Regions from separate parts of the Mus musculus genome. Here region 1 is linked to region 2. The links are chromatin loops, found by intact Hi-C in ENCODE. Cell type or tissue: left cerebral cortex. All regions are shown on one strand. Each heading gives the region's core, and the rest is flanking DNA. Links, peaks and the distances in the headings are about the cores only.

Evidence for each region. A loop is a pair of places that touch in the nucleus more often than their neighbours do. Peaks named below come from ENCODE experiments on the same cell type or tissue, not always from the same donor. Only the 100,000 strongest peaks of a DNase experiment are listed, where the experiment ranks them.
Region 1: a loop joins it to region 2, with 3.0 times the contacts of the local background. A loop is called at or near these places in 18 of 42 quality-filtered maps.

What each region holds. Positions count from the first base shown.
Region 1 is chr2:75,778,087-75,786,423 of GRCm38, reverse strand. Gm13657 (a long non-coding RNA gene) reads right to left here. Exons shown (of 5, transcript XR_001783382.2): 3 at 5,459-5,713. Among named protein-coding and RNA genes, the nearest start is that of Gm13657, 5.4 kb to the right of the region's middle. In left cerebral cortex, for the core only: a CTCF peak has its summit at 5,079 (motif pointing right); a DNase peak (open chromatin) is centred at 5,081.
Region 2 is chr2:75,678,412-75,686,748 of GRCm38, reverse strand. It overlaps Nfe2l2 (nuclear factor, erythroid derived 2, like 2), which reads left to right. Exons shown (of 5, transcript NM_010902.4): 2 at 7,320-7,586; 3 at 8,172-8,261. Among named protein-coding and RNA genes, the nearest start is that of Nfe2l2, 22 kb to the left of the region's middle. In left cerebral cortex, for the core only: no CTCF peak of the experiment used is centred there; a DNase peak (open chromatin) is centred at 3,628.

The DNA.
Region 1 (8,337 bases), core at 261-8,260, 99 kb before region 2:
AGATTTAACCAGATGCTGTTACTAAATTAAATCTTAGCTTTCACGGTAGCATAAACTTGAATTTGAAGGTTTAAGGAAAATAAATTGACTTGGATAAATTGAAGGACAGACGATAGTGCACTGGTGCTACAGTGCCTCCTAGTGGACACAACGGAGCATGGCTTTGTTTACTAAGAATGTACATCTTGTGTCTGCCCCCAGTGTCATCCTACAGGCAGTTAGAAACTGGAGGAGCCTTTGTAGTTAGCTAGATCAAAAAGAGAGAGGTATGAAGAAGGAAAAGGAGAAATGATTTGTTTAAAATCCCATGGTTGGCCAAGATTTTTCGCTCTCCATCTGTCCTTAGTTCTTCAAGAATCCAGCTTCCTTCTTACTGAAACTTGATATACCTTGGCCGGTTGATAGCCATGGGAGCCTGGCCTTTCAAAAGGAAAGCCAGAGGAGGAGTGAGTAGAGAAGTGGGAGGTGTACTGTACGGGGAGGGACCAGGGGAAGAAGAGGGGGGTGGAAAGTAAGAAGGGAGGAAAGGCAGGAGGGGGAGAGAGAGATGTTACTGCTTTCTTTTCAGCACATATAAAACAAAGGACTAAAGAAACGCATATTTAAAATCCAGTTTCTATATTCACACCTAATTCACTTCCAAACCTACTTGTAAAAATCCATCTTCAGCAAATGAATTTGTTGGGAAAATGGCCAGGCATCCATACACAGAAAGGTTCTCCATCACCATAAATTAACTCATGGTATGCTGAATTAATTGTTGAAAATTACTAGAAAATATGTTCACAAACCTGGCAAATTCAGACTATGTCACACACAAATACTCTTTCTTTCTCCTCCTCCTCCTCTTCCTCCTCCTTCTTTTTCAAGATAGGGCAACACTCACACAGCCCCCAATGGAGGAGCTAGAGAAAGTACCCAAGGAGCTATAGGGAACTGCAACCCTATAGGTGGGACAACATTATGAACTAACCAGTACCCCGGAGCTCTTGTCTCTAGCTGCATATGTATCAAAAGATGGTCTAGTCGGCCATCACTGCAAAGAGAGGCCCATTGGACTTGCAAACTTTATATGCCCCAGTACAGGGGAACGCCAGGGCCAAAAAGGGGGAGTGGGTGGGTAGGGGATTGGGGGGTTGGGTATGGGGGACCTTTGGGATAGCATTGAAAATGTAAACGAGAAAAATACCTAATTAAAAAAATCACACACACAAATAAACAACTTCTGCCCTTGAAGCTGCCAGAAATATTTTTCAAAGAAATTAAAAAAAAAAAAAAAAAGATAGGGAAACACTATTTATCCTGGGACTAGCTCTGTAGACCAGGCTGGCCTCGAACTCACAGAAATCCACTTGTGTCTGCCTCCACAGTGCTAGGATTAAAAGCATGTGCTACCACCAGCTGGCAAAGACTTCCTTTCAAATGACCTGAATTTAACCCTGTTTCTTTAGTTTTCTTTTATAGAGTCATAACTGAATTATCTTGAAAAATGACTATGAAGCATTGAAAAACATCGGTGTAAACCAACACCTATTCTGAAACATAACCTTTCCAAAGGCTGCAGAAGACCAAGCCCGGGGATTAGAACAGAGATGGCCCCAGAGGGTGCTCTCACATCAATCCAGTACCGCGCATGCAAGTCTCGAAATCTCAGGAAAACTGCCCCCCCCCCACTTTGGCAGGTCTTAGTTTCAGATGATGAAAATCAGAGGCAACCGAGCACAGAGGCCCAGACATGTAGACTCAGCTACTTGGGTATCAGGAGGATTGCTTGAGTTTATGAGTTCAAGGTCAATGTGGGCTATTGAGAAAGACCCCCACTTCAACAACAAAAAGAATACGCAAGCATTTTCTAAAATTACTCTGCTCCAAGATCAGATAAACCAATAGTTTTAGGACCAGGAGTCAAATAGAACTGAATTAGAACCTGCTCCTGTCTCCTCACATTACTGAACACGCAAGTGTCTCTGAGTTGCTTCTTTATAAGATGAAAATAGCACATTTCCCTCGTAAGGGATGATATTTTCTACCAGCCTCATTAATATCTAAACAATCAGGTATTATATGATTATGATATTATAATCTTGAATCAAAAAATGTGAATTGCATATTTCTTTCCCTAAAAATAGCAGAAAAGCTATTGCAGAAGAAACATTAATATTATTTACTTGATGCTGAGGTGGGGAGGACCACAAGCGTGAGGCCTGCCCAGGCTACATAGTTCAGGCCAAGCTAAAGCTAAAACAAAACAAAACAAAACAAAACAAAACAAAAAAACCCAAGAGCTAAGTACGGGGCTCAGCAGCAGAGCACTGCAATGTACATAAAATTGCAGGATTAACACAATAGATATTCATAGTCACATAGTCATTGGCATTTAAACCTTCTAAACTGGGGTGAACTGCTCTAACAATGGTGCTACTATAACCACCTTCCTGTAAGGCTGCCTTCCACGGAAGAATGTGGCCTTGCTCCACAAGAAACAAAGTCCCACTGTTCCAGTTACAATGAATAAATCTGGTAGGATGATCATTTATCTATCTAAGAAATCTTTGTATGTAAACGTATCACTCTACTTACTCCATGGTGCAACAAAGGCTCTTGCTCTCTCAGCTCTGGTCTCCCTCCCACTGGGCCCTTCGTGGAGTTAGTAGACTAGATGTATTGGAAGTAGAGAGACCATCTTACAGCATGCTCCTTGGTGCTGATAGAGTGTGTCTTATGTTACCGATGAGCTTACTGTGTTTCATCTGGACATAGCAACTGTCAAAAAGAAACCCATCCCTGCTAGGCGTGGTGGCGCACGCCTTTAATCCCAGCACTCGGGAGGCAGAGGCAGGCGGATTTCTGAGTTCGAGCCCAGCCTGGTCTACAAAGTGAGTTCCAGGACAGCCAGGGCTACACAGAGAAACCCTGTCTCGAAAAACCAAAAAAAAAAAAAAAAAAGAAAGAAAAGAAAAAAAAAAAAAAAAGAAACCCATCCCTACTGCATTCCTTCTGGGGGTGGGGGGGACGTAGTTAAGGACCCACACACTGATAGTTGGGTAGTCACAGGCCGGCATAGTTGGTGTCTTACAGATACAATGCAACTGGAGATTTTGTGACATTGCCAACCTCACAATGTAGCACAGCACATTCCATCCCTGTCATGACATTGTTGGAGTAGATACAGCCACCATGCTGTTACACTTATGAAAGTACAGCACAGTTATGTACAATACAGAATGCTTCCTAAGGACAATAAAGGAACACAGTACCCACATGTGCGTTGCTAAGTTAGTGTTTTTGTCTTTATTTTAGAGTGTGGTCCTACGTACTAAGAAAAGTAAAACAGAAGAGGTTGGAGAAGCAGCTCCGTCGGAAGAGCACTTGCACCAAGCTCGGCATTCGACCTCAGCACCACATAAACCCAGTGTGGTGGAGTCCTGTAATCCAAGCATCCAGGAGGGAGATGCAGGAGAATTCAAGGTTGGGTCTGGAGAGATGACTCAGCGGTTAAGAGCACTGACTGCTCTTCCAAAGGTCCTGAGATCAAATCCCAGCAACCACATGGTGGCTCACAACCATCTGTAATGAGATCTGACGCCCTCTTCTGGTGTGTGTGAGCTACAGTGTACTTATACATAATAAATAAATCTTTGGGCTGGAGAAAGTGGGGCCAGAATGAGCAGGGCTAGAGCGAGCAGAAGTTCTGAGTTCAATTCCCAGTAACTACAAGATGGCTCACAACCATCTGTACAACTACAGTGTACTCATATACATAAAACAAACAAACAAATAAATCTTTTAAAACAAAAAAAGAAACTCAAAGTCATCTTCAGCTACATAACAGGCTACGTGAGATCTTTTCCAAGAAATAGAGAAGGCAGGTGATGATTTGTCTCAGTGATTAATCATGCTTGCTGCACAACTCTGAGGACCTGGGTTCAGATCCTAGCACCCATAGAACAAGCCAGGCATTATTGTATGCGTACATGTAACCCCAGGGCTGTAGAAGGTAGAGAGGGGAGACTCACTGGAGCCTATTAACTGCCTATGTAGTGAGAAAAAATAATAACCCCCAGGTTTATAAACAGACCCCCACACACGCAGAATAAGGTAGAGAGTGACAGAGGATGCCTAACAAACACCCTGGTCTGGGCCCCTCATGCATGAGCAGAGGCACAACACAGACCAGATCAAAAGGAGTTTACTTAAAAGTTTGTCATGTTAGGCCAGCAGCAGCCTCCTGATGCTGCATTTACAGTTGCTGGTTGCACAAGAGGCCATGTCATAGAGTAAATTAGCTCATACCATTGAGGCTTACGAAAGCACACTCAACGATACGCTCACAAAGATGTATCCCTGTTGTTAGTGACCATGGTTACAGTCTTTAAGCCACTCAACCCCAAAACAAAGCTTCAACAATGTTTAGACAGAGAGGAGCAGGAGAGCTGAGGAAGGGCTGGTCTGTTTGCACATGGTGTGCATGCAGCAGGCCAGCTTCTCTTGCCTGTGGGAACAGTCCTTGAAGTGTACACAGGATATTTCCCATCGGTTCTGTGAAAGGCAGGAGGCTCCAAGGTCACTGCTTGCCCCGTGTTTGATCTCCTCAAGTCCACAGTGCACACCAGTAATTTAAAGGTTGTAAAGAAAACGGCTCAGTACTGCTCTCCCTAGCAAAACATATTTGACCAACGTGCTACCTATAAACACCCCACAAAATGAATAGGTTCTGAGGCTATGGACGTCAGGAAACTGCCTCTCTGTGTTGAAAGGCTCCATCCTCTTCTCCATTCACCAAAATCCAAGTAAACAAACAAACAAACAAACCACCTCATCAGAAAGTTTCATGATTTTATGTCTATAAGAGGTGTCCACCGGAGCCCTCGAAATGCCGGAAGTGCTGATATAAAAGCCCATAAGTGGATATTCAAATCCTGCCTGTAACTGAGCCAGATGGAAAGAGAGGAGAAAAACATAAAGTTGGAGCCAACAAAGTGTAGTGATTCTTAGAGTTTTGTACAAATGTTTCTTTCCAGTATTGGTTTTCACTTAATTCCATCTGGGGACTTACTTCATGTCCTTCCAATTGTCTCCTCTAGATGGCAATAGAGGTGAAAAAAATGCCGGCAGGTCTGGGTTCTCAGTAGAGTTCAGTGGCAACAAACGGCCATAGACCACCCTTCTCCAAACACATGCCTGCTTGTTTTGTTTCTAGACAGCATGTGATTATATAGCCCAGGCTGGACTTGAATGCATCGACATCCACCTACCTCTGCTTTTGCCTTCTGAGTGCTGGGCTTAAAGGTGTACACCACCATGCCTGACCAACAAGGTTTTGTTTTGGTTTTTGCTTTTGTTTTTCCCTCAAATAGATCTAATCACATAGCAATGCAAATGATTATTGATAATGGATGAGGGAATTAACCCCCTCCCCGAACCCCCTTCCCCATGCATGTGTCTCCCACAGGCTTACGATGTTGTCTGTATCTTTAAAATAATGCTAGCTGTACTCTCCTCAGGTCCTGTGGCATGCTGGTTACAGAGGCATGGTGATTTGTGTCCTTCCTCTGGGCATCTGATACGGCCCAACTCCAAACCACCTGGTTTGCTAACGTGTTGGCTTCATTTAAGATCCGTGACAATGCTAGGTTGGATCCTCTTGTCAGCTGATGCTTGGAGCCAGCTGTAAACTGGTCCCTGTACCATCAGGAGCTGCACCGAACTGAAGCTGGGGAAGTTAGCAGAAAGGTAACACTTCATTAAAAGTGTGCAATTTACGGTTGAATTAATAAAGCAGGAGAAAAGGAGTGGAGCGGGTCCAGAGAGGAGACCTTTATGCTCTATATCAAAGCCCCACTAGGGATATTTTAAAAGCCTTACCCTTCACTGCTTCATTGAATCTCATCATTAGACAATAAAATGGGGTCTACCAGCAAGATGCTCTCCACAGAATCTGCTGACAGGGAAAAACAAGGAGGCCAGTCCCCGTAATGGATGGCATTTCAAAGGCCATACAGTGCTCCAAAGAACTCTAAATTGTCCATGTGTAGTGAGCTGGACAGGGGCTAAAAGGTGGCCCATACCTTCAACGTGGTAAAATGAAACATCTCTGAGGGGAATTAAAAAAAAAGTATAATCCATAAGTAAAAGTAAAAGAGGCAGGCGGATTTCTGAGTTCGAGGTCAGCCTGGTCTACAGAGTGAGTTCCAGGACAGCCAGGGCTACACAGAGAAACCCTGTCTCGAAAAACCAAAAAAAAAGAAAAGAAAGAAAAGAAGTGAATATCAGTTCATATATTCTTTAACTCAATTTTGATCTCTCTCTCTCTTTAATTAATTTTGGGGAAAGGAAGGGTTGAGGGTTGTGACAGTATTTTATGCAACCCAAGTTGGCTTCCTATTTGCTGTGGAACCAAAGTTGACTTTGATTTCCTGAACTTCTGCCTTCACCTCCCTAATATAGGACTATGGGTATATACCAGCACACCCAGTTTCTTCCTCCTCCTCCTCTTCCTCCTCCTCCTCCTCCTCCTCCTCCTCCTCCCCCCGCAATCATTCCAGGAAATTGCTATTAACATCACACCTGTCCTTAGATGAATACCTACAGTAATTAGTGTGTGTTGAAATCGGTTAATATTACGGCCAATTGGCCTGACTCCCTTTCCCAAGCCACTCCTGGTGCTCCAAGATCTCTATATACTTTCCCATGGGCTCTGAGCATAAAGACAAAATCGGATTCTAAAGTGAACAGGACGAGGAGCACGGAGATACATGCTGCACACTGGGTAGGAGCAGGAGCCTGGAGGACAAGCCGCTTTATATTTGCTGTGTAACCAAAGCAGTGGGATCACACCCAGCCTGCATGCCTCTTAAGGACAATAATACCCTGAGCTGCAAGCCAATGGTCCTTAGCACCAATCGACCCAAGAAGTGTGATACACACAGGGCAAAACTAAGTCCCAGGAGGCTTGGATGCTCTTCCTGACTAGCTATCCATGTGTCCTGCCTAAACCATCATTCCCAGATCTCTGTTATCTTTAAATGTGTTCAAGAAAGGTCCTTCCAGAGCTGTGGTCCTTCATTCCTCTCTGGTGCATGATAATATAAGAAGAACCAGATATTTGAGGGGCTAGAGAGATGGCTCAGCAGTTAAGAGCACTGGCTGCTCTCCCAGAGGATACGCTTTGATTTCTAACACCCACGTGGCAGCTCACAACTATCTGTAACTCCAGTGTCAGATGATCTGATCCCCTTCTCTGACCTCTTTGGGAACCAGGCTTACACAGACACACAATAGGCAAAACACTCATATACATAAAATCTAAGAAGAGAGAGAACCCAGGCAGAGTAGTACATGCCTTTAATCCCAGCACTCAAGAGGCAGAGGCTAGCCTGTCGCTGAAGAGTTCACGTCAGGTGGCTGGAGATATGGCTCAGTGGTTAAGCGCAATGACTGCTCTTCCAGAGGTCCTGAGTTCAATTCCCAGCAACCACATGGTGATTCACAACCATCTGTAATGAGATTTGATGCCCTCTTCTGGTGGGTCTGAAGACAGCTACAGTGTACTCATATAAATTAAAAAAAAAAAAAAAAAAAAAAAAAAGAGTTCACATCAAACCTGGTCAATAGAGTGTGAGTTCAGGATAGCCCGAGCTGTATAGTGAGACCCTGTTTTGGGAGTGGGGTGAAGGGGGGAGGAAGGGGGAGGAGGAAGGGGAGAAGGAGGGAGGAGGGATCGATATTTAAGAGAGAAGTGTGGTATGTAGTTCAGTGGCAGAGGGCTTGCCTAGCATGCAACACTTCTCTCTTAAATATCGATTCAATCCCCCAGCACCATCAACGAACAATAAATATAACAGATAATTGGCTTCCAACTTTGGTTCCTGGCACACAACTCCAAAGCCCATAAAGGCCCCAGAGTGTGGAATGCTAATGAAAACCACTGGGTGCTGGAGGCCCCCAACTAGCTTCAGGATAGAGACGGATCCATTTCTCATTGCTGGAACCAAAATAATTTAAGGAAGGAAGGGTTTATCCTGTGGTCAGTTTGAGGGCATTCGGTCCATCATAGCCCAGAAAGTATGGCGGCAAGAGAGCGCGAGATGCATAGTCACATTGCAAAGTCACATTGCTTCTGGTACTCTGCTTGCTGCTTCCTTTTTCTCTCTGTGCTCAGGCTGAGACAAGGGGTGACCGTCATGGACTTCGGGCTGGGACTTTGGAAAAGCCTTGACAGACTTGTGCACAGGTGTGTCTCTAGGTGAGCCCTAATGCAGTCAGAGTTGGTAAGGAAAACTGACCACCCCAAGTCACCAACCCCCAGCCTCTAGAGAAGGAGGGAAGTCAAAGACT
Region 2 (8,337 bases), core at 31-8,030:
CTTATATTTTACAGGACCCCCCCATCCCCCCAATCATACTTGCTGGGTGGTGTCACACACTTTTAATTCCAGCACTCAGGAGGCACAGGCAGGTGGATCTCGCAAGTTCAAGGACAACCAGGGTTACACTAAAAAGCCTTGTTTTGGGTGGGGTGGGAATCATACTTTTAAAAAGTTCACAGTTTTAAAAAGTTAGCAGACCCTTTGGAAAGTACCCTAAAAGTGTCCGGGGCTCATTAAAAAGGCTTTTTTAAAGTGTTCTCTGTGGTCTAAATATAATTCAGTACATTAAATTCATATATAAAATTCCTCCGCACCACTGATAGCAGCATAGCCATGCCTCAAGAGCCAGGGTCTTTGTCTGACTGCACAGTTCTTCCCTATCTCTCAGGCCTAGGTGGATGCTCTTGATTGTTGCTATGTTTACTTAATTGTTAATTGGTTAGATCCAAAAGTGACCATGAGTATTAAATAATTTAGTTTGGGGAACCCTGAAAATGGATAAAGGAGCTTGAAGCATTGAGAAATATCAGCAGTTTCTGTGAAGAGTCTCTGATTCGAGGCCTCCCTCCTTCAGCTGACCCATCAGAGAGGTCAAGGGTGGAGGCAGCAAGGCGCGGAGTTGCCTGCCTGGTCTCCTGATTTGTTTCCCCTCAGGTGAAGTAGATGAGGAAGATGGAAGCAGTGTTCCTGAAGGTTCTTTTGGTAATGATGTGTGTGTGTTCTAACAGTAACTGAAGTGTGTTCATCAAGTGCTTTCTCTGTGTGGCTTGCTCACTCAGAATGGGCAGAGTCCAGCAACTGTATCCTAAGGATTGCTGTTCTCCTGACAGAGTAAGGGCCACCCTGCACCAGCACAGCCAGATTGTAACTCTTGAAAGCCAAGTGTGAAACTTGTGGAGAAGTCAGAGCTTGGTGGTTTCTCCACCAGGTAGGTGGGGTTACCCAGGGTTTGAAAAGTGAATGTCCTTGGTGATTTCATTTTGACCACAGAACAGCTATGCCTCTGGAGAAAGTCGGGCTTCTGACTGCCTTCACTTTCCAGCTTTGCGTAGTCTTGCATCATGTTGCAGGTTATGGGCTGCGTAATGGGTGAGAGTTCCAGTAAGCTGGCCGGGTCCTATTTCTTAGATTGAGTGAGTCATTCCTAAGAACCTTGCTTGAGAACAGGAAGCAGCCCATGGACGTTTCTGTGCATGGTAATGTAGCCTGCCAGGCTGAGGAAGCAGACACTTTCTAGCTCAGACCAAGTGGAGGATGTCTCCAGGCCTCTGGAGTGGTGCTTTCGTGACCGGGGCTTTAACCTTGCTGAGTGATTTGTATTTGGTACGAATTCAGAAATTTTTATGTGGTGAAAATCTCTAGTTGTTGATTATTGAGATAGGATTTCTGTAGGAGGAAAACTTGGGTTGGCTGGTGTTGAGTATTAATAGTCTGCCAAGTATATATGAGTTGTTTAACTAGGTCTTTCTAATATTGCTGAGGTAACACACATAAACAGCAATAGTGTACCTGATTTAGATGACTGTAAGGCCCTCTGTGACCCTACACTATTCTGTATTTTAATTATTCCGTATATTTTAATCACCTATTTCATAGTAGTAGCAGAAAGAATTAGAAAATTAATCCGTGAAAACCAAAAGAACTTGGTGTGGGGCTGACTACAGTGAGCCATAGGCCTGTCTTCTGCCTTTGGAGTCTTTGTTGAAAAGCAGATGGCATTATATTGTCTACCATGTAATGCAGTGTGGGACAGGAACCTTCGAGAAGTAAATGGGCAAATATTTAGAAATGCAACAGTCATAAGTAAGATAGATTTAAAAGACACATCTGCCTGGAGTCATTTATTACTACAAGTAATACTGCAGGTATTAATAAATAAAGTGTTTATTTATTAGGCAGTAAGACCACAGAGTAGGGCTTTGTAAATGAAGGTTAATTATGCAGCTGGTTATTCAACTGTTAAGGTTTGGGCATTCCTTCAGTGCACTCACAGACGCTGCCAGCCCTCCCCTGGGTGACTTTCAGACTGTAGAACATGAGTCTTGTTTTCTATCTGGTTTTATTCAAAAATACTTAGGCATTGTCTGTTGACAGGGGAGCTAAACCAGGTTTACTTTCTAGGTGAATAATATATATTCAGCTGGGCATCATAGGAGATATAGGATGGGCACTGTAGCCAAGTGTTCTTCACTCTCGATGTTCTAGTAACGAATGTGTGCATGAAGAAGAGAATGCCGAGAAGCAAAGGGTAAACTAAGGTGGGTATTTGGGGTGTGCGTACACCTTATGCAACCCCAGCATTTGGGAGCTTGAGTGAGGAGGAGGAGGATGCATCTGAGGTCAGCCTGACCTCCATAGTGAGATCCCTAATAAAAGGGGGTGGGGGGAGAACAAGCTTTCCTATAGAGTTAGGAGTAAAGACCCATTTTATTCTGTGCTAAATGACAAGTACAGTTTCTTATTGTTAGCGGCTTGTTGAGCTACTGTTTTTGTGGTAGTTGAAAGATGGCATAGTGGGTAAAGGTGCCTGCTCCCAACCTGATGATGGCCTTAGTGCCTGAGACACACATGGTAGAGGGAGAGAAACAGCTCCTGCAGGCTGCCCTCTGACCTCTATTTATACTCTGTGGCACATGTGTCTGGTTCCCACCCCTCCTGCTACCACCCCAATAAAAAGTAATAAAAATCCGTACTTTAAGATACAATTTTGCCGGGCGTGGTGGCGCACGCCTTTAATCCCAGCACTCGGGAGTCAGAGGCAGGTGGATTTCTGAGTTCGAGGCCAGCCTGGTCTACAAAGTGAGGTCCAGGACAGCCAGGTCTATACAGAGAAACCCTGTCTCGAAAAAAAACCAAAAAAAAAAAAAAAAAAAAAAAGATACAATTTTTAATTTCAATAATATGCCAAGGTCTCAGTTTACTGAAGAACTTTATTGTAGGGTGGGAATCATTTTAAAATCTTTTGCTAAATGTTTGTTCAAAGACTGGCTTGAAATATAATATGGCTTCAGTGTTCAAGGTCTCTGTTTATCCTTGTGCAGAGATGTTTATTTCAAAATGCCCTGACTTTGTTGTCAAACTGTACCCTTCCACGAGGCCTGTGATGGATTACCCAGACAGCAAATAATTATTACACATTTTGAATCTAACTTTTTGTTGGAGCAGATGGTGGTAGAACATGAATTGTCCAACATTCTGCTTCCTTCTGTCTCTTGCGTAAGCTAAGTTTGTAGTGGAACTTGGAGCACACTCAGGAATCCGTAAGTGGCAGGCAGCATTTGCCCCGTACACCACGAGGCTCACCCTGGCACTTAGGTTACCTACCCTTGGGCAGCTTTTTCCAGTCTAAGAAAATATCTGTTGGAGTGCTGTGCTAGCTGTTGTCTGCTTTCGGGTCGTCGTCCCCCCGTCCCCCAGACTGTTTATGTGGCCTTCCCTCCTGGGAGACCCACACGGTCAGGGTCGGACAGCTAGCTGCTTTTCAGAACTTTGGCAAGAGCAGTGTTAGTCCTCCTTAGATGCTTCTCTTCCCCGCTGTCTGCTGTCTTGTTCTTGCTTGTTAGGGGCTCCACCCTAGCATTTCCTCTGAGATGCTGTTCAGGTTTCACAAAGCAGTGGTTCGGGGATAGGTCTTTGTGGTGTAAGTCATGCGCCAGTCACGGGGTTCCTTACAGGAAATGCTGAGTGCTTTGTTCATTGCAGAAAATAGCACTTGTGCTGTGGGCCTCCCAGGCAGTGCTTTGGGTTAACAGACTTGTGTACAGTATTTCTTCCCAGGGTAATGCTTTGACTGTTTCATACAGTCTCATCCAGTCTCTGAAGCTAGGTCATTGTGACACACACTTGTAATCCAAGCTTTGGAAAGCTGGGGCAGGAGGATTGCTGTGAGCTCGAATCCATCTTGGGCTTCAGTATGAAATTTTGTCTTAAGAGGTGGGAAAAGGGGGGCTGGAGAGATGGCTCAGAGGTTAAGAGCACTGGCTGCTCTTCCAGAGGTCCTGAGTTCAATTCCCAGCAACATGGTGGCTCACAACCATCTACAATGGGATCTGATGCCTTCTTCTGGTGTGTCTGAAGACAACTACAGTGTACTCATACATGACATGAATTTTTAAAAAAACAAAAAAAAAAAAGAGGGAAAAAAGGGGGCTGGAGAGGTGGCTTAGCAGTTAAGAGCACTGCCTGCTCTTCCAGAGGTCCTGTGTTCAATTCCCAGCAACCACAAGGTGGTTCACAACCATCTGTAACGGGGTCTGATGCCACCTTCTGGTGTGTCTGAAGAGAACAATGGTGTACTCATATACATAAAGTAAATTTAAAAATCTTTAAAAAAAAAAAAAAAAGGCGGGGGAGAGGTGGGGGAAGCAAGTGCAAGGCCCTGGGTTTGGTCATCACCTCTGAAGAAAAAATTACAAAAGATAAAGTGTGCCATGCTCTTGGGCTGGCAAGATGGCTCAGTAAGAGCACTGACTGCTCTTCTGAAGTTCCTAAGTTCAAATCCCAGCAACCACATAGTGACTCACAGCCACCCATAATGAGATCTGACGCCCTCTTTTGGTACATCTGAAGACAGCGACAGTGTACTTCTGTATAATAATAAATAAATCTTGGGCCAGAGCAAACAGGGACTGAGCGAGCGGGGTTGGCCGGAGTGAGCAGAGGTCCTAAAAATTCAATTCCCAACAACCACATGAAGGCTCACAACCACCTGTACAGCTACAGTGTACTCATACACATAAAATAAATAGATAAATCTTAAAAAAAAAAAAGAGGGAAAAAATCAAATTTCAGACATTTTCCTTCTGAAACTTGTGTGGAAATCTAAAACAGCAAAATGTGTTGGGCACAGGAAGAAACTCACTGTTGCTGCATTCAGATAAGAATGTCTGAATTCAGACCTATGACCAGATCACTCTGAACATGGGCTGGTGCTATTTGATGCTAAGCAGGATCAGCGCTGGCTTGTACTCTGATAGGAAGATGTGTGCTGTTTAGGAATCCAAAGTATAAAAGTTGCTTAAAATCGGCTTGTTTTTACTTTTTAAAACTTATAAGGTTAATCGTGTGTGTGTGTGTGTGTGTGTGTGTGTGTGTGTGTGTGTGTGTGTGTGTGTGTGTGTGTGTGTAGAAGCTAGAGGTGTCAGATTTCCTAGAGCTGGAGTTCCAGGCAGTTGTGAGCAGCGTCACGTGGGTGCCAGGTCCTCCGGGCAGTGCATGGTCTTCACTGCTGAACCTTTCACCAGCTAGGTTTTAAAAAGCAGTTTTCTTTTTCTTTTGCACGCTTTATAGCACAGCTCTGAAAGTGCAGAGAACTTCCCGGACTCTATGAAGCCTGTGTGGGTGCCAGACAGGGATCACACTGGATGTCCCTGGCCCACTGGAACAATTAGATGACAGCCAGGTATGGGTGGCATATGCCTGTAATCCCAGCACTGGGGAGATGCAGGCAAGAAGATAGGAGTCAAGGCTATCTTTTTGGCACATAATAAGTTTGTGACCAGCAACCCATGAACAATTAAGTGTAAAAACCTCTTGGTGACCTTCCTGCTGGAAATGCATGCTAGGCTGTGGGGGCCACAGTTTTAGCTCAGAGCTGTTCCAGGTGAGCTGAGCCTTCCTGGGCCTTGATAAGGATCCCCCAAGGTGTTCTTTTCTGATCATGTTACAGGAAACGAAAAACAAAGACAGACTGGGATGGTTTAGGATGTGCATTGAGGGAAAGTCATCCTAGGAAACTGTTGGTGACTGAATGGGCCTGTGACTAATATACAGCACAAGGAGGTGCTCACCGCTCTCCACATTTCAGCTACCACCTAAACTCCATGCTCTAATTTATGGATGTCTCAACTCCCTTAAAATACAAAGACAAGCAGAGCAGTGGTGGCGCACGCCTTTAATCCCAGCACTTGGGAGGCAGAGGCAGGCGGATTTCTGAGTTCAAGGCCAGCCTGGTCTGCAGAGTGAGTGTCAGGACAGCCAGGGCTACACAGAGAAACCCTGTTTCAAAAAACAAGAACAAAGACAACAAAAGTACATGTTAGCATGTTTCAGAGGAGGACCTAGAAGCTTCATTGTGACACCATCCATGATTTGGGAGTAATATTCAGCTAGTCTCAGTGTTACAGCCCACCACTGTTCCATTTGTTACAAATGCATTGGCGTGGAGTTTGGTGCTTACAGCAGGTCTCCCATCAGTGAACATTTGCTAACTCTGGCTTATTTTATATTTGTGAAGAAATTTGTCTCCTTTGGTAACCATCTGTATGCTGGGGCAGGAAAGAATAATGAACACTTCTGAAGTTTTGAAGCATTATCATTTGGTGGGAACAAGAAAAAATAATTGTGTTAAAATCAACTCTTAGCATGTTTGACACTGATGATTTTAGGGTAAGTTCCATTAGAAATTGTCATCCCGTCCTTTGGCTGAGAAGTCCAGCAGACTTTGTTTTACTCCTTGTTAGTACATAGCTATAGCTGGAAGCTCGGTGTTAGTGGTGGCACACCCCAGCCCTTGGTTAGCAGCGCAGGAGCATTAGTAGTTCAAGGAAGAGGGTGGTTAGTGGTTCAAGGCCAGCTTGCGCTACATGATCCCATTTCAAAAAACAAAAACGTGCCTGGGCAGTGGTGGCGCATGCCTTTAATCCTGGCAGAGGCAGGTAGTTCTCTGAGTTTGAAGGCATCCTGGTCTGCAGAGCAAGTTCTAGGACAGCCAGGGCTACACAGAGAAACCCTGTCTCAACTAAAACAAAGCAAACCCCCCGAATATTGTTTTTTATTTGCGGATGTCTGTTTATTGAGACAGGGTTCATGGCAGACATGAGTGTCTCAGTGCATTTGCTATCCTCTCTTCTAAAGGGGCGGGGGGGGGGGGTGCGCTGGAGAGGTGGCTCAGCAGTTAAGAGCACTGACTTCTCTTCCAGAGGTCCTGAGTTCAATTCCCAGCAACCACATGGTGGCTTATAACCATCTATAGTGAGATCTGATGCCTTCTTCTTGCCTGTAGGCAGACCACTGTATACATAATAAATAAATCTTAAAAGGGGGGGGGAAGGTGTGGGAGTCTTAAAAGTATGGCAATATGCATAAGTTTAGCTATTTCTGTTGTTTTGCAGTCATCAGTGATCCAAACTAATTCGAATGGGTAGCTAGATCTTGTTGCTTTTAGCGAATATATATTGAGTGAATGGAATTGACAGTCTTCTGTATTCTCATTCAGTTTGTTTGTGTTCTTCCCCATCAGTGATAACATGTAGTGAACTAACCCGTGTGGACCATCTTAACCATGGCTTCTCCTTCCTTTTCTGTTTTAAACATAGGACATGGATTTGATTGACATCCTTTGGAGGCAAGACATAGATCTTGGAGTAAGTCGAGAAGTGTTTGACTTTAGTCAGCGACAGAAGGACTATGAGCTGGAAAAACAGAAAAAACTCGAAAAGGAAAGACAAGAGCAACTCCAGAAGGAACAGGAGAAGGCCTTTTTTGCTCAGTTTCAACTGGATGAAGAAACAGGAGAATTCCTCCCAATTCAGCCGGCCCAGCACATCCAGACAGACACCAGTGGATCCGCCAGCTACTCCCAGGTACACTCGTCGTGGTGGGAGCTAAGGAAAACTCTAGTGAGAAAGCAGACTCTCTGGAGTTGAGTTCTTGGTCTGCCATTTACTGTGTCTTTTGTGAGGAGGAGAAGTTCTCAAACTTCGCTTCTTGATAATCAGGACACAGATCACAGGGAGGACTTTGTGAGTTACAGAAACATCCTCTGTGGTGATGAAACAGCAGCAGAAATACTGTTGGGAGTAAAAGAAGTAGGCATTGCTCATTGTGGTAGGCAGGGCCCTGATTGTATGGGTAACTGACTTAACTGTGTTAAGTATGATTCCCATTTTATATTCCCATGTCTAAACAACTAAAGCATTCGCCCAGAACACTCAGAAAGAAATGAAGGGAGGTTATTGCCTAGCACAGAGCCCTGGGTTCAGTCCCCCAGCGCTGTTCGTTAAAGGGGAGGGACTAATAATTTGAACACAATCTGGTTTGAATCTATGCAAATCGATTTCTGAAATGAAACCATAGGTTATTTTATGAACAAGTCTTATTGCTCGTTGTGACCCTGTGCTTAGAACATTTCATAAATGATGCTCTCTGTGCCTTTCCCCTTCCTCCAGGTTGCCCACATTCCCAAACAAGATGCCTTGTACTTTGAAGACTGTATGCAGCTTTTGGCAGAGACATTCCCATTTGTAGATGACCATGAGGTATAAAAATGTTTGTTTAACAGCAAAACTCCCTTATCTGATATTAGTTCCTTTCATGTGTCTCCAATTAAGAGAA